3 separate regions of the Mus musculus genome follow, and all the other regions are linked to region 2. Evidence: chromatin loops called from intact Hi-C (ENCODE). Cell type or tissue: heart. All regions are shown on one strand. Region 1 overlaps Prdm10 (PR domain containing 10). Region 2 holds the start of Aplp2 (amyloid beta (A4) precursor-like protein 2). Region 3 overlaps Aplp2 (amyloid beta (A4) precursor-like protein 2).

What was found. Hi-C counts contacts between places; a loop is a spot of excess contacts. Peaks named below come from ENCODE experiments on the same cell type or tissue, not always from the same donor. Only the 100,000 strongest peaks of a DNase experiment are listed, where the experiment ranks them.
Region 1: it touches region 2 in a loop (4-fold over the local background); 5 of 42 quality-filtered maps call a loop at or near these places.
Region 3: a loop joins it to region 2, with 2.4 times the contacts of the local background. A loop is called at or near these places in 9 of 42 quality-filtered maps.

Annotation. Positions count from the first base shown.
Region 1 is chr9:31,344,528-31,352,527 of GRCm38, forward strand. It overlaps Prdm10 (PR domain containing 10), which reads left to right. Exons shown (of 21, transcript NM_001368846.1): 11 at 2,266-2,613; 12 at 4,585-4,740. Among named protein-coding and RNA genes, the nearest start is that of Prdm10, 35 kb to the left of the region's middle. In heart, CTCF peaks have their summits at 2,214 and 4,521; a DNase peak (open chromatin) is centred at 4,514.
Region 2 is chr9:31,208,369-31,216,368 of GRCm38, forward strand. It overlaps Aplp2 (amyloid beta (A4) precursor-like protein 2), which reads right to left and starts at 3,480. Exons shown (of 18, transcript NM_001357698.1): 1 at 3,255-3,480. The coding sequence starts at 3,359. In heart, a CTCF peak has its summit at 3,639 (motif pointing left); DNase peaks (open chromatin) are centred at 2,723, 3,513 and 4,473; H3K4me3 peaks cover 3,234 bases; H3K27ac peaks cover 2,489 bases.
Region 3 is chr9:31,147,136-31,155,135 of GRCm38, forward strand. Aplp2 (amyloid beta (A4) precursor-like protein 2) reads right to left here. Exons shown (of 18, transcript NM_001357698.1): 15 at 6,279-6,364; 16 at 5,178-5,252; 17 at 4,702-4,857; 18 at 2,422-3,837. The coding sequence ends at 3,736. Among named protein-coding and RNA genes, the nearest start is that of St14, 19 kb to the left of the region's middle. In heart, a CTCF peak has its summit at 4,133 (motif pointing right); no DNase peak of the experiment used is centred here.

The sequences.
Region 1 (8,000 bases), 140 kb after region 2:
GAGCTGTGGATTTAGCACCCAGGAGAGATGGAGGCCCCTGTGCGATTGTGCAGCAGGTCTGTCCGCAGAAACTTGTCCTAGGCTAGATCAAGGAAGTGCTTCTTACACGCAGACATGATCTAAATCCCAAATCTTCACTGAACCTTAGAGGAGCATCTGTTTTTCTGGCATCTTCCCATAACACTCTGAAGGTAGAGGAAAGTAGGAAGAGCCTTCTTGCCAAGTGTGTGTCAGGCTAATGCGCCAAGCAGCTCGAGGAAATGAGAGCAGCCGGGGCTGATTTGGAAAAGATCCGTTCTGCAGGATCTCTGTGGATACTGTCGGAAAGCACCTAGGAATAATGTTAGAGTTTTATTTGAAATACAATTTATTAGTTTTCAAGCCAATATGTGAGATTTCCCCTGACTAAGTAGTTTATTATGGGATCTAGATACAGAAGGGAAGAATATGTGGTCCTCCCCTCCCATACCTCTTGCAGCCTCAGTCAGCTTAGGAAGACAACGGAATTGTTGTTTACCACTCAAAATAAATGACTAGCTAGCACGGTAAATACCTCTCCGAGGCTTGTTGGAGAAGGTTTCCTGGTATGTGAATTGGACCATGTTCAGAAATTTCTGTAGATCAAAAATAAATATTTCGCTTTTCCCCATAATTACTTCCTATTAAATTTACTTTTTGCCGGGCGTGGTGGCGCATGCCTTTGATCCCAGCTCTTGGGAGGCAGAAGCAGGTGGATTTCTGAGTTCGAGGCCAGCCTGGTCTACAGAGTGAGTTCCAGGGCAGCCAGGGCTATACAGAGAAACCCTGTCTTGAAAAACAAAACCAAACCAAAACAAACAAATTTACTTTTCAAGGTGCTTCTGATAAGCAAATGAAAGTAAGCTGATCTCTGCCTTTTCTCCATTGCATAGATAATACATGACAATCCCTATTGCTCTTTCAGTGACTTTCCCCTAGAGCTGTCCAGGTGCGCACATTCCCAGGTATATTCTGGAGAGCTCCCCACCGTAAAGCCATGCAGACCTGTGCCTCTGTGCCTTGAGGGTCTTAGGAATGAGTCTTCCTGTGGCACAACGAAGTATTGATTCTGGTTTCTCTGTGTGAAAGAGATTTGTGGGGCTTTGCTCTTGGTGACGTGCCAGTTATTTGTCAGCAGCTGTGACAGATTCCACTGAGCATCTACCTTCTTCGGCTTGGATTCCCTGAGAGAGTTGTATAGATTTATGAGGCAGATAACCGGCCACAGAAGGGCAATCTGTCCTGAAAAGGAAAGAGCAAAATTGACCTGTTTAGACCAGAAGGGCAGCAGTGAGGGTAGCTTTTTCTAGAACTACCATAGGAACTAGTCCTTCACATTCTCTAAGATCTTTAGTGCATATTTTCCATTTATGATGTGTTCACGTCCATGCCCCATGAGCAAATACATTCACATAAATCTTCATTTCCCATTGTGCTCATTTTCTTGAATTGAGATCTGTAATACACATATTGAAAAATCCATGACTGACTTAATGCCTGATGTCCAAAGGAACCCCATACCTATTTCTTTGTCCCCCCTCCCTCTCCCGGGAAGGTCTGATTGCCCATTGGTTCCTCTTAACTTTACTGTGAAACATTTTCATCTGTTTCAGATTCTTTGATGGAGGGCTTTGACTGACTGCCACCCTCCTCTCTCCCCACGCAGGTGTCACTTACCCAAGTGCCCTCCTCCTCATCTCCAGGCTCTCTTCTGTTCTGCTCTGGGCTTGATTTCTTTCTTTCTTTCTTTCTTTCTTTCTTTCTTTCTTTCTTTCTTTCTTTCTTTCTTTCTTTCTTTCTTTCTTTCTTTCCTTCCTTCCTTCCTTCCTTCCTTCCTTCCTTCTTTCCTTCTTTTTCTATTTCTTTTTTTTTTTTTTTCTATTAAAGACAAGTTTTGAGCAGGGTGTAGTGGCACATGCCTTTAATCCCAGCACTTGAGATACAGAGGCAGGGGCATCTCTGTGAGTTGTAGCACAGCCAGAGCTATCTATATAGTGAGATCCTATCTTGAAAGGAAGAAAGAACGAGAGAGAGAAAACATGGTTTGAAATTTACTTAAACCCTCTCCAGAGGAAGTGCGCACGTATGGATATAAAGTGAAACCCTGAAACCGTTTCTTCACCACAGACTTTGGGGCTGTGTCAGCCTTAGCCCTTCTTACTTGCCCGTGTGTCCTTGAGTTCAGCTTCTGAACTGCAGGCGTCACTCTGGGTCTCCTCAGCACACGGCCCTGTTTGTGTCTTTCAGAATGCAGCTCTTCAGCATCTGTTTATCCGGAAGTCCTTCCGGCCTTTTAAGTGTCTGCAGTGTGGGAAGGCCTTCCGGGAAAAGGACAAACTGGACCAACACTTGCGCTTCCATGGGCGGGAGGGGAACTGCCCGTTGACCTGTGATCTCTGTAACAAGGGCTTCATCAGCAGCGCCTCCTTGGAGAGCCACATGAAGCTGCACTCGGACCAGAAGACTTACTCTTGCATTTTTTGCCCAGAATCCTTTGACCGCCTTGATTTGTTGAAAGATCATGTGGCCATTCATGTCAATGATGGCTGCTTCACCTGCCCAACTTGTAAGAAACGGTTCCCAGATTTTATCCAGGTGAGTGTCTGTGACTGACATTCCTGTCTGCTTCCATCTTTTAGTAAAAGAAACTTCAATTTTTGGAAAACGGAGACATACTGTCCAGCTCCTGCCTTTTCATCCTTTTTTTTTTTTTTTTTAAATAACTTTGCAATAGTTTTCAAACTGCTTTTCATGTACAGAGTATTATTTTCCTTAGCTGTTCAGATCAGTGTTACTTAAATGTCTTAAGTTATATTTCTAGTAATAAACACCACATCTTGTGCTGGCAAGATAGCCAAGTGGGTAAAGGGGCTTGCCGCCAAGCCAGAAGATCTGAGTTCCGTCCCTGGAACCCACATGAGAGCTACCCCCTGCAATTGTCCTCTGATCTCTACATGGGCACCATTGCACACGTGCACTAAAAAGAAATATAAAATTCATCTTGAAGCACTACATCTGGTTATTATTTTTCAAAAGTCTTTTTAAAAATCTTTGCCAAATATCCACTACTCATGAAGCAGTATAGAGTCTGCCACACGTCTTCCATCATTTCTGAATGGGAAACATCTCCCTTCCATTCCGCTTTCTCTTGCTTTAGTGAGGCTGTGTATTTGGAAGGAAACAGAGTTGGTCTATGATACGTTGTTGTGGCAAGCACTGACTGTCTCTCCTGTAGTATTGGGGCAAAGTGGGACTAGAGAAGTCCCGGAGCATCCCTGATCTCATTTTAACCGATAATATTTTCATTCAGTAAATGATTAAATCACAATATATCATGTAAATAGTCTTTAAACTGCAGGGTATGGTGGCTCATGCCTTTATTCCCCGTGCTTGAGAGGCAGAGGCAGGTGGATCTCCATAAGTTCAAGGCCACCCTGGTCTACAGAGCCAGTTCTAGAACAAGCAAGACTATACAGAGAAACCCTGTCTCATAAATCCAAATATATATATATATACATATATATATATATATGTATATATATATATATTTGCAAAAGCAAAAGGAAGGTGGGATTTACTCTTAGCTCTCTGACCGTAAGAGTGTTGGAGAGTTAGTTTTTCTGTGTACCGTTAGGAAAGTTGTTAAGGCATAATGTAATAGCAACAGGAACTCCAGTGTTAGTGAATCCATGTGCTTTAAAGGCCTAGCTAGGAGGATTTTCTACTCAGCTTCTGTCCATAGCTGACTTGCTGTTTTCTTTTTCACTTCAGTGCTGGCTGTTGGATTCAAAGTATCCCGGATGCTAAGCACACATTGTTCTGTTGAGCTTTAGCTTCTCCCAAAGCGCGTTTTCATTTATTATTTATAGCTAAGAGAGTCCAGAACCTGTCTTTCTCTGTCCCCACCCTCACCCAAGTACTGGAGTTGAATCCAAGGTGAAGCTATAAAATTATCTGAAAGTCAGGGGATTCTGTCTCGTCAGGGAGGATGGCAGTCAGGGCTGTGCTCATGAAGTGGTGTCGCCAGTGTCACCTGATTTCTATCTCTCATTCTTCAGAACCCTTTTCTTCCAGAGCTGAGAGTGAACCCAGAGCGTGCATGGCTGCAGGCAGTTATGTCACACTGAGCTACATCCCAGACCTGCTTTAATAGGAAGAGATGAAAGCATCAGCTACTAATGACGCAGTTACCTCTACAATGTGTAGAAACAAAAATGAGGACAAATGGCTTTTGTTTTCTTATAGGTAATTTTTAGCAAGATTCATTTAAATCCAAAGCCATCCTGCCTTTAGCCTTAAAAAGGAAGAAGATGGCACAAAAGGTCAAGCCAGTGCTCCTACTTTTATGCTTTAAGTCACCTGGGAGGTTCAGATTTATGGGGCTGTCTGTCCTTTCTGTTTCTTTGTGGCCTGGACAGTGTGTGTTACTCAGGGCAGTCTTCCCTTGAGACTGGATGACTGGCCAGGCTGCTGAAAGTCCTCAGTGGTGCGTGGGCTCCCTCTAGCGTCACAGCCACCTCTGGTCCTTTCTTTTGGCCTGAGCATCCTCCTGGTCTTTTCTGCCAGGTGAAAAAGCACGTGCGAAGTTTCCACTCTGAAAAGATCTACCAGTGTACAGAGTGTGACAAGGCCTTCTGTCGCCCCGACAAGCTGAGACTGCACATGCTCCGGCATTCCGACCGCAAGGACTTCCTGTGTTCCACCTGCGGGAAGCAGTTTAAGGTAGGAAGCCATCCTGCAGCCGGAGGGGACTGGCCTGCCCTGGATCAAGTCAGGCTCAGGACGGACACCTGCTTGTTTCGTGGCTTTGTGCACATGCCCTAAGTGATGGTTATTAGAACTAAATTGCTATTGTGGAGTCCAAAGAGACCAGTACATTTACTTGCTGCTTAAATCAAGAGGTCATTCTTGTTGAACATTTAGTCAGATAAGAGCCTGCAGGTAAGCCATCCAGGCAGCCGGATCTTCTCTAGTAGATGAGATGGTAGAGGGGACATGTCCGAGGGTTGGATTATTCTAGAGAATGTAATGATTTCAAGAACTCTGGTGAAATACGCATAGCTTGGCATGGAATCCCAATCTTCAGGAAGCTGAGGCAGGGTCTGGAATTTGAGGCTAGCCTGAGCTATATAGTTAATGGCTAGCCAGTTTGTGCTACACAGTGAACCCAAATGAAAGCAAAGTGGCCCTAGAATTAAGAAGACACCAAGGGGAAGTCTGCTGGAAACTCAGCATTTGTTAGTGACAGTCACCACTAAACACTGCTGTAGAGGGCCAGAGTGACAGTTCAGTGGCTAAAGGCACTTGACACACAAACCTGAGAATCTGAGTTTGATACCCAAACCCCATGGAGAACAGAGAGAACCTACCCATAAAAGTTGTCCTTGGCCCTTAACATGTGTTTGTGGTACCTGAATGTCTTCACCACACTAATGATTGATACAATTAAATAAGGAAGAAGAAGCTGAAATGGATCCTATGGAGAATGAGGGGTATGTCCCTGTGGACTGTGAACATTAAAGAGCAAAGGCTTAAGCTCTGTAGTACATCCATTATCGATTAATTATGGGTTATATTTGTGATGGCTTACAGTATATCATCATGATTGAAATCTCTGAGGAATTCCACTACGAGCTATGTATGGTGGCATCTACCTGGAATCTCAGTACTCAGGAGGCTGACAGAGGAGGATTGCCATGAGTTTGAGGCCAGCTTAGGCTATGTAGCAAGTTAAGGGCCAGCCTGGGAATAGAGTGAGACCTTGTCTCAAAAACCAACATGAGCGGATGACACAGATGTCACTGTGGGCGGGGCTGCTTGCCACTGCGCTTAACAACCTGTGTTTGATCCCTGGAACTGGCTCCACGGGTTATCCTCTGTCTGTATGCAAACCATGTCATGTGCACATGCATGCTTGTACACACACACAAGTTTTAAAGAACTCCAATGTGAACAGTATAAATTGGACTGCAGTTTTCCTATCTTTTCTCTTTCCTTCCTTCTTTCCATCCCTCCCTGCCTTCCTCTTCCCTCCCTCCTTCCTTCCTTCCCTCCTCTCTCCCATCTCCTGCCCAACCTACCTTCCTCCCACCTTCCTTTTTCTTTTTCTCTCCCAATGTTTTCTATGTGGACCAGGCTGGTCTCAAAACTTATTCTTGTGCTTTTACCCTCCGAGTCTTGGGATTACAGACACACACACCACCATAGTTACATCTCCTCTCCCTTCCCTTTCCTCTCCACTCCCTCTCCTCCCCTCCCCTCTTCCCCTCCCTTCTCCTCCCCTCCCCTTCCTCTACTCTCCTCCCCTTTCTCTTCCCCATGTCCACAAGCCGTTCCTGTGTGCAGCACTCTGTCTTGGCCCTGTTAGAATTACAGCCTGTGAATTCACTGTGTGCTGCCCGGTGCTCTAACTACACCTTTTCCCTTCACACTTTTCCATTACATTTCATCTTTCCTCTCCAATTCTCTCCTTTTTCCTTCTTTTTCTCCCACCCCTTCCCTTTCCTTCTCCTCTCCTCTTTTCCCTTTGCCCCTCCACACCTTCTATGCTGGGTATGGGGTTTGAACTTAGGGTTTTGTGTATATTAGTCACAGGCTCTACCAACCAACTTCATCTCCAGCTCCATAGACTTTCTCTCTAAAGGAATCCCTGTGCTGTGATCTAGCATTTGCCAATCCACCCATTCTACCCATTCAGCACTTGGTTGTTTTTGCTACTTTGAGAAAGAGTCTCGTGTAGCCTAGGCTGGCCCCGAGTGGGATGTGTTGTCTAGGCTAGCCTTGAGCTGCTCCTCCTCCCTCTGCTTCATCAGTGTTGGGGTATAGACAAGGGCCACTAGGCATGACTTAATACTTTTTGACTATATTTTTTGTGCCAGTTATTATTTTAATGTTTAGGAAGGTTAAAGACAAAGAGAGTTGGGCCAGCCAGATGGCTCAGTAGGTAAAGGCATCTGCTGCCAAGACTGCCAACCTGAGTTTCGTCCCTGGAGCCACATACTAAGAACTGACTTGCAAGTTGTCCTTCTTCAGACTGGAGACATTTTCTTCTGTGATTTCATTGAAAACATTTTCTGTGCCTTTGATTTAGGTTGCCTTGCCTTTTCCTAGTCCTATTATTCTTAGATTTGCTCTTTTCATAATGTCCCAGATTTCCTGTATGTTTTGTGCCAGGAGTTTTTAGGTTTAACCCTTTCTTTGACTGTGGTGTCTATCTCTTCTATTGTATCTTCAGTGCCTGAGACTCTCTCTTCCATCTGTTGATTTCTGTTGGCAAGGCTTCCTCTGAGGTTCCTGATGGAGTTCCTAAATTTTCCAGCCCAGAGTTCCCTCAGTTAGGTTTCCTTTATTGATTCTGTTTCTACTTTCAGGTCTTGAACTGTTTTATTCAATCCCTTCCACTGTTTATTTGTATTGTCATAGATTTCTTTAAGGACTTTATTATTTCCTCTTTAAGGACCTCTATCGTATTCATAAAGGCTGTTCTTATTTTTTTCTTGTGCTTCAGCTATGTTGCAGTTCTCAGGGTCTGCTGTGGGAGGGTTGCTGGGCTCTAGCAGAGACACATTGTCCTGCCTGTTACTGACTGTGCTTGCCTGCTGGTGTCTAGGCATCTGGGTTTGGGAAGATTATAATTCTAGGTGCTGATATCTGGTCTTGGTTTTGTTTGGAGGCTGTTAGTTTCTATTCCCCCCTCTGTTTCTTAGGGGTGGGTTATGGTGGCTGTGCATTGCCTGGTAGGGATTTCTTCTGGGATTCTGCTAGGTGTGGCCACTGGGGGATTCCTGGAAAAATTGTTTCTAGGTATTGTGGGCTGACACTTAGGAATGGAGATGGGCTGGAAAGTAGGGGCCGAGGGGGACCACAAGTGGGAGGAAAGCAGGATGTTCCACCAGGATCTGGTTCGTCCCCTGGGAATGAAGGCAGAAAGTGAAGAGAGGCCACAACAGGTAGACGGCTACAGAGCTGGGGGTGAGACTGGT
Region 2 (8,000 bases):
ACATCAGAGCGCAAAGAAACTGAAAAGTAATGCAAAGGCACGTTAGCCAATGCACCAATACAAAAATTGAGATACTTTAATATCTTCATACTAAATCCTCACATCCTGGTGTGTGTTACACTTTATAGCACATCTCAATTCAGAAGCTACACTTTCATAGAAAAATACCTGATTGGCATTTGGCATTTTATCTAAAAAAAAAAAAAAAAAGGCTTTTAAAAGCAGACTCTGGGCTGGTTGGTGGCAGCACACGCCTTTAATCCCTGCACTAAGGAAGCAGAGGCAGGTGGATCTCTGAGTTCCAGGCCAGCCTGGTCTACAGAGACAGCCAAGGCTACATAGAGAAACCCTGTCTGGAAAAAACAAAACAGATTCAGCAAATTCAGTTACTTCAGAGCTTGTTTCCCCAGCAGTGTGATACCTCAGTGGACAAAGGCACTGTTGCCATGTCTGACCAACTGAGTTTGCCTGACAGGGCCTGCAGGAGAGAAGTGACTCCCATACTTTATACGTTGTCCTATGACCACCACAGTGACCTCAATACACAAAATAAACAAATGAATGCATCTTTAAAATATTTTAGAGTGAGAGCGGGAGAGACACAGTATTGAAAAGTACTTCTCACTCTTCCAAAGTGGGACCTGAGCCTGGAGCCCATAACCTTTATCAAGTGGCTCACAATTCCTTGCAGCTCCTGAGAATCCAAAACCTCTTGGCCTCCAAAGGGCACACATGTACCATACTCTTAACACAGACACACATGCATAAATAATAAAATACATCTTTTAAAATATTTTAAAGTCTTTTCCCCTAACTTTCAAACATAAATGGCATTGAAGAATTCCTTCCTCAACCCTGTAAGTCCCATTATGTTGACTGCTTCGTTAAGATGGGAATGACATGAATTCTTCTACAGAAGAGCACACTGATGAACCTAGTTTAGTTCCTGTTGCCAGCAGTGTCTTTAAAATGCACTTGCAATAGAAGCATTACCCTGATACAACGCCACCTTTCACAAGTATCTCAGAAAGCAGGTTCCACTTCGGTTGTCATTCTTGAGTTTCCTGGACACTGCCCACCAAAGGATCACTTTCAGATGTAGCAGAGTAAATTCAAGTTCTGGCTTTCAGAAGCTCAAACATCCATAGTAAAGGGAGCAGTTTGGGCACACACTTGGGTCTTGCACACAAGAAAATGTGCCCTGGGAATTATGAAAGGAAGTGCCCAGAGCAGAGAGGTGTTATTAAAAAAAAAAAAAAAAAAAAAAAAAAAAAAACAGGTGCAAAAGATTAATTTAGTCAACACCAAGCAACACTAAAGATCCGCCAATCAATAATTCTGTGCCAAGCAACTTGATCAGGGATTTGGCCAGAATCCCCTTGGCTAATCTCAATAAGGGCCTTCTCAAAGACATCATGATTTAAACCATTCTCATCTGAATTATGGCTTTAGCAATCCTCTGCTTGACAGCAAATAAGCAAAGAGAATGTACACATGTGAATAAAACTCTGCCAGGCAGCCAAAGGAAAGACCACTTGAGACAATGACAGTGTGAATAAAAATATTGTTCCAAGGAAGTGAAAAGTCTACAAAACTCCATTTTAAAAGCATTCTGCAAAAATGTTTTTTACTTTGTTTAGACAAACTTTTCAATTGAACAGCGTGGCGATCTGTCAAAATTAATCCATAACAACTAATTCTGATATTGGTATTTTTCCCCTGGAGACATTAAATATTAAATGGATTCTTTAAAACTGATGAATTCTTTATTGTGAATTCACTAGTACCTAAAGTTTCTCACACCGCTGGAAAGTGAGGTGGAGTGTGAACAATGGTTTTTGACACTGACCCATTAAGTCCCACCCAATATATAAAACTCGGTCTCCCCACCCTTCTCTTCTTATCCCCGCTCAATGTAGCTGTTTCCCAGTGACATCTTATCAGGGATCACAGATACAGCCCTACCAACTGTGTGGAAGCTGAAAGAATCGAAAAGTTCGTGTGTATAAACATTAACTGTTTCTACTTAAGACTTATCTTTTTTTCCCACCTCAGTCAAAAAGTTTCAAGCAAGATGAATACAAAGATTGTTTTAAGATGTGCCATCCGGAAGATTTTTTTCCTCATTAGATCTTTTTACCAATAGAAATATTTACACATTCTGTAGAAATGAATTCACTCTGAGCCGGGTTTTTAATTAGAACATTCTCAGGTCATGCCTATTTTATCAAACGCAATCTCTGACACTGGCTCAACGTACAGAAAGCCACGGTGGGTTTTTTTTTTTTTTTTAATACAAGCAGGCGCAAGAAGAAATAAACAACACCAGAAACACACAGTCCAGTCCTACAGTTCAAGCATTATTTCGAGAAAGTAAGTAAAAATAAAGTCCCATGTCTCCCTAGGCGACAGAGGGTTCTTGCGGGGAGGCTAGGTGCAGAGCAAGCTGCAGTACGGGTTCCACATCCGACATCCTGGCTCTTCCAGCGGCCTGAACTCCCGCCAACCACCTGGGACCCTAGACGACTTCACCAGGTTAACGGGGGTGACCTCTGGTGCAGAACAATCACTGTGACCCTGACCCACGTAAAGTACCCCCTGAAGCTTTCCAAATGTACTGGTGGATAGCTTCAACGTCCCCTGGGAGGAGGAAAGCCGGGCTCCCTAGTTTGCCAGACTTGTGCAAACGACTGGGAGGCAAGGGAGGGCGCAGAGCGCCCCGCTGCCCTGGCGGCGCCTCCTCTCCCCGCTCCCTCGGCATCTCGGCCACTCGCCAGGGCTGGAGCCGCATCCCCGCTGCCAAGTCCACCTGGTCAACGACTGCTGCGCGCCGACCGTCAAGGTGCGAGCCCGAAGCCCAGGCCCCCGACCGCTGCGGGCACCGGGGACCCGGTGCAGGCCGCCCCATTTAGAGCGCCGCGGGGCCGCAGGGCGCACGGCTGAGGCGCGCACGGCCCCGGGGGAGGGAGAGCGCGCGGTGCGGTGTCCCCGAGGATGCGGCGGCGCCGCCAGCGGGTAGGGGGCTGGGGCGGCCCCGCAGCCCCGACGCCTTTCATTTGGCCTCTGCGGCGACAGAGGCAGCCCGACCTCGGCGCTAAGCTCTGCGCAAAGCTGAGGCGCGCGGGCGGGGTGGGGGGAAGGCAACCCGCCGCTGCGCCGAGCCTCGCGCCGCGCCCCCGGTCCCACGCCCGCCCACAGGCCGTGCTCCCGGGCGACCGGAGGAGACGCAGATCGGGAGCTCGCCTGGTCCTCACCTCTATGTAGCCAGCCAGAGCCGCAGCGGGCGCCGTGAGCCCGAGCAGCAGCAGGACAAGAAGCTTGCCGGTGGCCGCAGCGGCCGCGGTCCCGGTGGCCGCCATCCTTCTCCAGGTCGCTGTGGCGCTGGGCTCTCCCCGTCTCTCGCACAGCCAGGCTACAGCGCTTCCCTACCGCGACCCAGAAGCGTCTGAAGCCCGTTCGCCGCCGCCCCGGGGGTTTTACATCGACCGGAACTGACTTCACAAAACCACGCCCCTCTTCGACAGGACCCAATACGAGCCGGCATAACTGGCCTAAGATACCTCCCCTTGTTTAGCCCAGGTCCAATCAGAGCACGGATACACCGACTCCCCTCCCCGCCCAGCGCGTGCCCCCTCGTGGCCCCGCCCCAAGCCACGGCCAGCCCCGCCCCCGCTCTGGACCCGAGGCTGGGGGCGCAGGAGTCTTCGCGGGTAGACCGTGGGCCGCTGTTCCCAGGGCGGGAGGCTCCTGTTTGGTTGTCTCCTGGGGTGGCTCTACATCATCCACCTTCAGCATCGGGATTTGGGCACGCCCCACTCCCCTAACCCTGCAGGATATTTTCCATATTCCTTTGGGTACCGCCCTCTTTGGGGCTTCTGGAAAATGTTTTAATTAAAAACAGGATGAATTGTTGGGAGTTCCGGACGGTTTGCAGAGGACCGACCCTGTCGCCCTGGAGGATGAACGCCGACATTCTGCTCTCCCCAGCGCTGCACGGGGCGCGCTCTTCCCCCCCAGACCTCTGCGCCCTTGTTTCGCCCCTGAACCCGCAGTGTCTGCACACCGCTGACCTCTGCTCCTTAGGTCCTTTCCCTGCCCCTCCTCGTCGTCACAGCCCCTGCGGCACAGAGAGGCCTTCCCCGCCGAGGCCAGTGGCGCCAGGCCACTGAAACACAAGCTCCCACCCCCCCACCCCCCTTCTCATGTGTTTCAGGACAGGATTCTGGCATCATTTTTCTTCAGTTTAAGATCTCTAAAGCAAAAGACACGCTTTCTCTCTTTTTTCATGCTCCCCAGCATCTTGGTTCCTGGGAAAGCGGCCTGCTGCCCCAGTTCACAACTGGCACCTTGTCCTCTCCATCACGAGGGCTCTGCTGGCTTTGTTTCCTTTCCGTAGCGGGTGATTTATGTACCACCCTCTGCAGAGACCTGGACTCATTTCTTTAGCTTCAACCATATCAAGAACCAAGTTCCTCTCCGCAGGAAGCATCTTAGTGGAGAGGGAGAGACAGTGTCTATAGTGGGCAGAGTGGGACAGTAAGGACCCTGTATTTTACAGATGCATTCTGCAACTGCACGCCAACGTAAGCAGTCCCGCTGTGGTCAAACTGGCTCTGCCTCATTCTCAATGGATGCCAGACACCTTTCCATTGCACAGCCCTTCCTGCTCCTGCTCCATTCCCACAATCCTCCATTCCACCTACAGGAAACACCTTACACAGATGTCATTTCACCCACCTCAGAATGCTGAGAGGGCTGTATCATACCGTGGCACTTTCCCATGGCTAGGTCTCTATGTCTCTCACATCACTGACAAGACATGAATTACGCCCAGTGAGTCTCCAAATGGGGACCTCATTCGATAAATGTTAGTACTCAATCCAGAGGCCCTAGAATTAGCATGAGTTTAGTACTGAATTTACCTTCACTCTCATTTATACATTGAACAAATGTGGCACTTGTCAGTGGGGCCTTTGAAAGGTAACTGGATTTAGTTGAGGTCATGGATGGGGGGCATTTCAGGACAGGATTAGTGGCCCTTAGAAAAGATAAGGGAAATTAAGATTTTGCCCTCCCTTTCTGGATCTTCCCCTCTCTTCTCTGTCTCCCTGCCCTTGTGAAGAAATAGTAAAAGCATCTAATATGTGGGAGGGGGGAAACGAATTTAGGAAATGACGTAAGGGAATTTCAGCCTAAAGCAAGTTGGAACTGGAAAAAGTTTGTTTGCATTTTCAGACATTGAAGAGTATTCATGAGAGGTGATTGACACATCGACCATGTTCTGGACTCTAAAATGCTACTCTATCTTTATTACATGATGCTGTTGGAGTGTGTCTACTCTTGCAGCTCTCAGACAGTAAATTTTCATCCCAAATGTGGTCTAGGTCTAAGAATCCTTTATTATCTTTGTGCACAAAAGTAAAAGGTTCTAAGATAATCATTTTGTTCTATTTTCATAAGACTCAGACTTTGTCTTCCACATACATTTAAGGCATATGCATTTCTTTGTTTTAAAAGGCCCAGAGTTCATGGTTGTATTTCTAACTTGTGCAGGAGTCTTCGATCCTCTGTGTATACCCTATACATATGTGAGATGCAGACTATGACTGCTGCTCCCAATTGAAGATGCGTTTCAGAGTCAACTATGAATTTTATTACAAAGGACCACAACTCCAGAAATTCCGATTCTCTAATATACATATATTTATGAAGCTTCCTAGGAAAGTCTAATTACTAGTATTTTATTTTGTTTTATTTTATTTAAGTCTGGGAACTGAACAGAGGTCTTCCAGCATCCTAGGCACACTGTATCTTTTGAGCACACTTTATCTTCAGTACATTCCCCACCCCACCCCACCCCTTTTTTTTTGGGGGGGGGGGGTTTCGAGTAGACCAGGCTGGCCTCGAACTCAGAGATCTGCCTGCCTCTGCCTCCCAAGTGCTGGGATTAAAGGTTCTTTTTTTATATATATATATTTTTAAGATTTATTTATCATTGTATCTAAGTACACTGTAGCTGTCTTCAGACACACCAGAAAAGGGCATCAGATCTTATTACAGATGGTTGTGAGCCACCACGTGGTTGCTGGGATTTGAACTCATGACCTTTGGAAGAACAGTCAGTGCTCTTACCCGCTGAGCCACCTCTCCAGCCCCTGTAGGTTCATTCTTAATCCTCTTCCCATGATCCAACTGTGTAAAATTTCTGGTCAGTGATTCCAGGTTTTAAATAATTTGTACATGTTCAGTTGCTACACTTTATCATCCACTAAGAATTTAAACAAAGATCACCTTCTCTGTTCAGCTGCTAATGCCAGAATCCATATTTCTTTTCACATGCTTTTCCCTGTTTTTAGTTTATTTGGTTTTTGGTTTTTTGGTTTTGGTTTGGTTTGGTTTGGTTTTTTGTTTGTTTGTTTGTTTGTTTGTTTTGTTTTTTGATGGCTTTTTTGGCTCATGAATTTTATTTTTGTTTGTTGATAAATGTAAGACTGGAAAAAATTTTAAGAATTATAAAGAGGGCGGTTAAAAGAAGAAGAAGAAAGAGTGCTTCAATGGAAAAAATTTAAGAATTATAAAGAGGGTGGTTAAAAAAATAAGAAGAAAGAGTGCTTCAAGGTAGTGTAGTGGTTTCTCAATTCTTGAGTATGGTAGATGGGAATATCCCAGCAACAACAAGACCCAGATCCATTATTGTTTTGCTTCTATGCAGTCCAGGCTGGTCTCAGACTTGTTATTCTCCTGCTCTGCTTCCTAAATGCTGAGATTTTATAGGCTCCTGGCTACAAACCTCAAAAAAAAATATTTTTTTAATTGGAAACTTATATTTGCTAATTTTTAGCTTTCTAGGTTGAATATTAAATCTATTAAATTATCAAACCTATTAAATTTATCAACTATAACTTGAGCATGGAGGAGCCATCGATTTGTGTTTGCAGAAAGGTAAGGCAGGCACCCTTTGACTCTGGAATTGAAGGGCAACTTCAGCAGCATAGACAGACTGCTTCTTCAAATAAGATTTAGCTATATTCTCACCATATTTTTGTTATAGAGCAGCTAACCCCAAAAAGATAAGAATGACAGTGACTTTAGCACTTTACAGTTAGATAAAATGAACTTTCTGATATTTGTTACATGCCCTTGTGTCAGCACACGTCATGCTTGTGGATGCTTCTGATGGAATAGTCCTGGTTAACAGCTCGTGGAACCATTGGAGGAAGGGGATTGGCTGGGAATGGGTTATACTCCTTGGCCACTGCTGGTGGCCTTCACACACTTGCTTCTTTCTAGACACTGCCTTCTTCCTGATTATGTTTGGCTGCCTTGGTATTTAAGATGTGGTTGGTGTATTGTTTCCTTTAGGGTAATTTGGTAATTGTCTTTTTCCTTGCTGAATTTAGAACCCCTTCGTGTCCACACAGAGAGCTGATACACACCCCTGCTATACTAGTTGTAGACAGAATATAACCATTTGTTGGTACCACAAGCCTCTGAAGGGGGCCATCTCTACAGTCTAGAAGAGGGATTGTTACTAACCAGTGTTCCAAGACTATGTGCTAGGCCAGAGGCATAGCTCAGTGTTACAGCCTGTGCTTAGCGGGGAGGAAGCCCTGGGTTCCATTCAAGGCACTCTTCCAACATTGTTGAATGGATGTGTAACTACCCTAGCAGTCCAGGCTAGTCTCAGACTTGTGACTCTTCTGCTGCTTCCCAAACGCTGACATTTTGCAGGCCCCTTGCTATGAACCTCAAAAAAATTTTTTTTTTAAATTGGAAACTTATATTTGCTGGGTTTTTTTTTAATAGCTGTCTAGGTTGAACATTAAATTATCAAACATAAGTTAGGAACACATTAGTATTGTCCTGACGGAAAGCCATAACCAGCATAAGAGGAAAACTGAAGTTTCTCAAGATGAGAATGTGAAGGAGAAAGTTAAAAGTTAGTCACACACATGTTGAGGATCTCAGCCAGAAATTATGAAAGAGAAGGCACATGAAAT
Region 3 (8,000 bases), 61 kb before region 2:
AAAGGGGGGAGCCAGGTTTAGTGAGGGACTAAGTGGACTGGGCTGGAGCAGTTATTTAGAGTACTTGCTTCCAAGAGATTGGGATTCAGTTCCTAACTGAATGATGGACAGCACACAAACTCTGTAACTCCAGCCCCTGGGTGTCTGATGTCCTCTGCAGACATATACAAATACAGCATACACACACACACACAAATTGTTTTTAAGGTGGAGAAAAAACTGAGGAAGACATTTAACATCAATTACGAGTTTCCATGTGTATGTGCACACACCCATCCATCCACATCCATAAACATACACACAAATACACACACATCCTGATACAGGGTCTCCTACGTAGTCCAAGTTGGTTCTGAACTATAAAAACCAGGCTGGCCTTCAGTAGTTGTCGTGCCCCAGCCTCCCCAGGACTGGCACTCCTGTAGGAGTGCACCGCTGTCACCCAATATTTGACTTTCAAATTGTTACCCAGATCTGGATATTCTTGGCCAGAAATCTAGAGACTTCCCAAGTCCTCTCTAATCTATTTCAAAGATTTTGGGGAAATGTAATTTACGCCTAATCTCTGGGCTGCTCGACAGAAGAACTGACTAATGACGTCTGTGACCAAGACCACAAAGGACAGAAAGACATGCCTATTTCATAGGCAAAGTGGCAAGAGACATCGGCCTCTTCATTTTATAAATAAAGGGAAATATTCCTTTTTGTCAGAACCAGACTCCGGCTGTGTCATGAGGTGGTGCAGGTGATGCGGGGGTCATGTTTCAGCTACAATCAAGATGCCCCTTTACTTCATTTTGCTCTGCCCTTGTCCTTGTCCTCTCCTAAGAATCTGACAGTATGTTTCTATGGATATGCCCCCTGGATCCTCTGGAATCTCAGAGACTTACTGCACTCTAACCCATGTCTTCAAAAATAAGAGTATCGATTGTCAAAGCAACGGAAACCACAGCAGGTCATCTACATAGCTGGGTCAGGCACAGATCTCAGCCACTGGGCTCGGATTTGCAACTGAGAGCGAACAGGCAGATAGGCCCTTCACTCTCAATAGCAGCCAGCACCTGAGGTTTACTGCAAGGTGGGCAGGGCCACATTCCCCAGAGGTCACAGCTTAGTCATCCAAGCAGAAACCAGGAGATGAGTAAGTTTCTTTCTGTGCCCATGAGGGAGCCGTCCTGCTTGGGTGAGGTCAAAGGGCAGTTCCCGCTTTACATTTCTGTGGGTGTTTCCTTACAAAATGTAATCACTATATGGCTACCATAAACACAACTACCTCTACAGTTTAAGGCGAAGTCAATTAAATGAGTCAACGCCTTGCTGAGTGCAAAGCAAACCCGTACAGGGAGAGACACACACAGGCCTGGCTGCAGGAATTCTTGTGTTCTGACCCAACCTCTACTGTAGCTAATCCACTGTGGGTCATGCACGGTCCTCTCACAAGCTCTCAACACCCAGAACACCACTGTCAACAGAGTGCTGGTGACAAGTTCTGAGAGCTGACCAGTTGGATAGACTTGGACTGGGGTTGGCTTGCAAAGATAGCCAAGCCACACAATACTTGAGAATCCGTGAACAGACAATAGACAAATAAACAAAGCTGTATTTTGAATTAGATAATGAATGGCAAAGTCATTTCCCAGGCCGCAATAGAGGGTCCAGTGGTACCTCTTTAAAGCCACTTCAAATATAAAGGTCTCTCTCTCTTTGTGACTCTCTTGGGCAGTAACCTGAGGGGACATCATAGAAGCAGCTGGGCAGTGTTGAATGTTAACAGAGAATCAGACTGCTGGCAGCATGTCCCCACCCTATGCTTACTGGCTTAGAAACTCATACGGTATGACCCCAGTAACTGCATGTTTCATAACATGTATCAACTCTTGTAGCATAGTATTTAAGACTGAGTGATAACAGTGCTCAGGCCCAAAGCCCTGGAAGCAGCTAAAAGCCCAAGTCGCTGAGCACAGGGACTTCTAGTGGCAAGTCACTTAAGCTCAGACGCCGCAGCGGCTATGGACAGCTTCCTGAAAATTCAGCCATAAGCTCTATTGACATTATTCTTAACAGTGGGAAGAAGTCTTGACTTAAATTTTGCAAAATGCCACAGGCAGGCTTTCCTTCATCTTTCTTTGCGCGTAAAATAGGGTCTTGCTACCCGCTCAATAGTGGCCGTCACCTCATCAGTCCTCCGTGTGAGCAACCCCTCCCCCACAGTGCTGAGATTATCCCACAACAGCCAGCAAGCCAGTCACTTTCTCCTTCTTTTTGGAATGAAAACGGAGCTCTTGATTCAACTTACTATGGCCACTGTAATACAGGCTAGTAACTCTTCACTGAAGGAAGATAGACACCCTTCATCCCCAAAAGCAGGCCTAGAACGCTCCATCAGCATAGATCGAAGCCATGGTCAGGAACACAAGGTGCTCAGGGGACGTTAAAGTGTTTATTGATGTAGTTAAGTTCTGTACATTCTCCACAGATCACACTAACAGGTTTGTAGGTGAAGTTTCAATCTGTGCATAGTGGGACGAGGCACGGCTAGGGCCAAGGGGGGAAGGAAGGGCAGGTGAGTCACAGAAAAGTACAAAAACCAAACCAAAACAAATAAACAAACAAACAAAAACAGGTTACCAGAACCTTCAGATTAAAACAAAACAAGCAACAAAGCGCTAAAGGCTGTGAGCGTGAACTCCAGCTACACAGCATTTTACAGGTTCATATGAAGGAAACAAACACTTTCAAACGTTTCCACAGTGTCTACAGATCCAATTTCATGCACAACCCAGAACATTGTCCTTTCATATGATGAAGCCTCCCGTGAACTCTCCTGGGTCCTCAGCCATGTTTATTATGGTATTCTCTGAGTGGCCATCAGAGGGGCTGGAGAGCGGTGGAGGTGAGTGAGGTACAAAGGCAGGCAGAGGGTCAGTGCATGGAGGGAGCCATCCAATGAGGAGGTGGGTGCACGCTTGGATACACTTGGTAAGGGAAGTGGATAGGAAAAGGCTACCGTAAACAACTGTGGAAGAACACAGACTGACTATGGGCTAGTTGCTGTGGAAGAACTGGATTTGAAAGGAAAGCACAGTGAATCTATGTTTGCATCTGGCTAGTTCAAGGTGCCTTAGCCCTGCTTGGGGACGGCTGGTACAGAAGCACCCAAACACCCAGCACTGGACACACGAGGCTTCTGCGGAGACTATGCCTAAAGCAGTCAGTAACTGCATACAATGTACTTCAGCTCCTCTTACATTTCTCAGCAACCTGAAAAGGGAAATACTGCCTTTATACATTGAAAACAAATAATAGTAAAACCAGCACAGCAAATGAGCCTGAAGAACTGACTTACATAACGGGAACAGCCTGTGTATATAGTCTATCATCAAAAAAATCAACATTTCCCATTTATATAGAGCATGTGTGAGACAATACAATAGAAGTGGCATTTCTAATTTAAAAAAAGAAAACTACATCCATCAGATATCTGCAATAGATCTTTTTCTTTCATTTCACTTAAGGTTTATATATCATATATTGTTATATTAACATCTTTTTAACCCATTTAAAAGAATGGAAATTGCAATCCTACAGTAGTACTTTATAGTCTTAACAATCCAGGAGAGCAGGATGTAGGATGAGGCCTTCTGGCACCACTGGTGGTCAGCAGTCAAGCACAAACGCTGAGCCTCTTCCAGCCCACCTGCAGCAGCCTCAGCCAGGGTGTCACACACGCTGTCCTTAAATCTGCATCTGCTCCAGGTATTTGTAGGTTGGGTTTTCATAACCATGGTTCTGCATCTTGTTCAGGTGACGCTCTTCTGGGGTGAGCATTGGGTCAACCTGTAGGAACAAAGACCGCAGGTCACTGTGGGATACTGAAGAGGCCTGCTGAGCATCAGGACATCAGGCTATTCCCTGTCCAATCCCGTGGACTCAAAGCAGCCCAGCATGCTTTTTATCTGGACAGATCAAACAGGAGCTGGTGTCAAGGACATAGGAAGGGAGGGAGGCGGTCAGAGAGGCAAAGCTTCTCTCTGAAAGCTTGGTCCCATTGAGACAAATACACTGTCAACAAACTTGACAATTTCAGTTGGGTCCTTGGGATTCCTGTTTCTGTCATTTTTTTTTTTACCACAAGGTGGCAGTACTGTTCCCTTTTTCAAGTTGCTGTGAAACTGAAGCACACTGTGACTGACTGACACATTTACTGAACTTTATTTTTTTGTTATTTTTAAGATCTATTTTTTTTTTACATAAGTGAGTACACTGTAGCTATCTTCAGACATAACAGAAGAGGGCATTGTATCCTATTACAGATGTTTGTGAGCCACTATGTGGTTGCTGGGAATTGAACTCAGGACCTCTGGAAGAGCAGTCAGTGCTCTTAACCACTGAGCCATCTCTCCAGCCCTTTGCTGAACTTTTAAAGGACCGGTTTTTTGCAAACCACAGTGACAAGTGGCTCTCTGAAAGTGGGTGATAGTCTCTTGAAACAAGAGCAACATAACCTCAGCAATGGCTCATCTTCAAAATGTGTCCTAATAATCCAATGATTAATACCAAGGACAGCAGCAACATGCCCAGCACTTAATCCAGATCTTTGAATTACATACAGTTCCAGACCTAACCACTCACCCCCGGTTGACAGTGCAGAGCAAGCCCTCATCAGCTTGGATCAAAGGGAGAAGGCAGTCCAGTCCTTACCTCCACAATCCCGTGGCTGATGGTGCCGTACTGCCTCTTCCTCAGCATCACCAGGCTGATAACGATGACCGTAGCAATGGCCACTGCGATAACCAGCAAGCCAATAAGGGCATTGCTGCTCAAACTGAAATCCTCCCTTAAAGGTCCCACCGATTCCTAAAACAACAAAGCACACAGGAAACAAAGTCCGGTGACTCCCTGGACACCGAGAGAGGACCATGGGCCTCTCAGGTGGTTTCAAAAACTCAGGACAACACAAAGATCCTGCTCTGTCACCATATCAGGGAAGTTGCCCACTTTTTCTAATCTACATGGACATTTTCATTTTTTGCATTCTTACTCAGAAATATGGGAAACCAGGACAAGAGCCCCTTAGTAACTGAAAATATCACAGAGCTTTCATTTCCACTTGAACTAAGATGACTGAAAAGAAAAAGACATGAAGACAGCCCTTCCATTCTGGAGTAAATACATACCGGCTCTTCCTCAAGGCCTCCAACTCTCTCAGCATTGAAAATCATTTCCTTAACATCCAGAGTCTCGTCAATGACCTGAAAGTCACAAACAGCAGCATTTACTCAGTGAGTTGGAGGGAAATGAACATAAATGTCACTCCTTTACAATGCTATGGGGTGTTGGGAAGCGGTTTTCTTCCATCACACTCATCCAGATCCACTCAGCAAACCTCCAAAAGGAGGGGTAAGTGTAGGGAAGACGTGCTGTATGGAGGCCCCTCCAGTCCTGTGAGGCTCTTTACCTGAACTTTCCTTGAAGGAACTGTGGTGGTGACAAAGCTCAGGACAGACAACTAACAAACATTTAAACATAAACTCGCGCCCGGCAAGCACTCAGCAGGTCAAAGTGCCCGCCAGCAAACCTGACAGTCTCAGTCTGATCCTTGGGGTCTACATGGAAAGAAAGAAGAGCTCCTCGTCCTCTGATGTGTCTGCGTACCACAGCACGCATGGGACACCACCTACACACACACACGCACACGCACACACACACATACACACACGGGACACCACCTACACACACACACACACACACGCACACACACACACACACACACGGGACACCACCTATACACACACACACACACACACACACACACACACACACACACACACACACGCAAGCACGCACACATACACACACACGGGACACCACACACACACACACACACACACACACACACACACACACAACTAAAAAACAAAATCTAGTTCAGCTGAAGGTAATTAAACAATCTAAATGGAGAGAAACACCAGGAAAAAAAAAGGAGGTGTAAGAAAACTCAATTTTACTCAATTCTCCACCTAATAAATACTTACTTACCTGAAATGAAAATAGCCTCTGATACATACTTTTCGTTACAGGTATGTTTTTTCTACCATATACTAATGAAAAAAAAAAAATCAGCTTCATGGGTTCCCTCATCTGCAATAAGTGGGCGTGGTTGCTCCCTTACTGTCTACTCGTGCAAGAAGGGCACTCACTGGCCTGGATGTACTACCATGCCTTTGGCTCCAGTGTACAGAAGGAAGCGTGCTACATGCAAAAGACAAGCGGCTCACCATATTTTCATCCATTTTATTCTTGCTGTTAATCACTTTTTCTTCTGCACCAATCAGTCCCCCGTCTTGTTCTGCCATTCCAGAGCCTGTGTAGAAAATGTTCACAGTTGAGTTCCTCGGCAGCCCACCTCAGGCCAATCTCTCAGAAGCAGCAAATCCCTGCCTGAGGGCCAGAGAGCTTCTTATCAAAGACCCCCATGACTCTGGAAACAGTCACTGCATTGGCATGTTTGAGGATGCGCTGTGCTTTGCAAGGATGAATGGTACAAGCATTTTCAAAAGACTGATGCATATAATGAAGGAAGACAAAGTACTTCCTGGTCTCCCACCTGAAGAAATGGAATGTAAGCTTTGCAGAGAAGCTGAGCCTGAGGGTGTTCCAGAATATAGAGCATGCTCCAGCCCTTGCCTATGACTCTAACAGCACCTGCTACGCAACCACATAATTCTTTGGTACCTAGAGCCTACTGAATAGATGCATGTGTGCTTTGAGCATAACAGTTCACTCCAAAAGAAATTGTTTCTGCTTCAAACCCCTGCCACCTCCTACCCTCAAGTCTTCCTATTTTCCCTTCAAGCTTCGGGTTCTCTAGGGAGACATTTATAGGTTGTAGCAGTTAACATAAGTTTGTAATCATCTATCTCCTTTTATGTCTCCCACTGGCTGTCTGATCCCTCAAACCTGATCCTAGAGTTACATCTCAAATTGTAGGTAAGCCCAGGTGACAGGAAAAAAGCAGTTTATGTACATGAAGAATTTTAAGCAAGGTGAAGGGAGCAAGACCAGCACCTGTCCTTTTTCCAAGGTCAGAAATGGCTTGAGCCAACATCACTCATGTGTGGCACATAGATAACAGCATCCAAATACACACTATGGCTGGACTCAGCACAGATGCAGAAAGAAAAAGCCCTTTTATTTTTAGCTTCAAGCATGTGATTCCTGGTTATCACAAGTTTCTTATTATAAGAATATATTTAGTTTATATGTATCTATGATTTGAATCCTTTATAAAGAGACTTGACATGCTAAGGTAACTGCCTGCAAGTGAGTTGATTCCAACCTAAGTTTACATTCACCACTGCTGTCCTGGAGATGCCAAAGGCAGGCAATGATACAAAGCCCAGCCACAGAGAAGTTTTTTACTTCACAACTGGACTTGTTTTCTTAACCCAGTCCAACAGGAGTGATTAATAATAGCCACGAGGCTGCTGAGCTTGCAGCCTGGTTAGTTTACTAACTCAGTACACTGGAGCCAAAGCGATGCATTTTGTTCTAAAGCATTTACTTCAAAGAAAAGCATAACCTGATACCAGTTATTTGTGTCTCAAAGGAAACCACACTGCCTGCCCACGATTCAAGAAAGAGGAATGTAGAAGGGTATTGGCTTACTTAGCATGGATGCTCAGAATCAAGACTACTAAATTCTAATTCTGAGCTCTTCCCACCTCATGCTCTTCTCAGAGTTTTAAAAAGTCCTAAGAGCAAGACTCTCAGAACACAAAGACTGAACCAAACCATCTAAGGACTTGCTTTGGCCCAGGCTATCCCAGTACTGTGTTTCTGACTAAACTGACTTTGGTTGGTCCAGGCTATCCCAATACTGTGTTTCTGACTAAACTGACTTTGGTTGGTCCAGGCTATCCCAGTACTGTGTTTCTGACTAAACTGACTTTGGTTTCATAATGCACAGAAATGTGTCCCAACACATCCGTTTAAAGTAA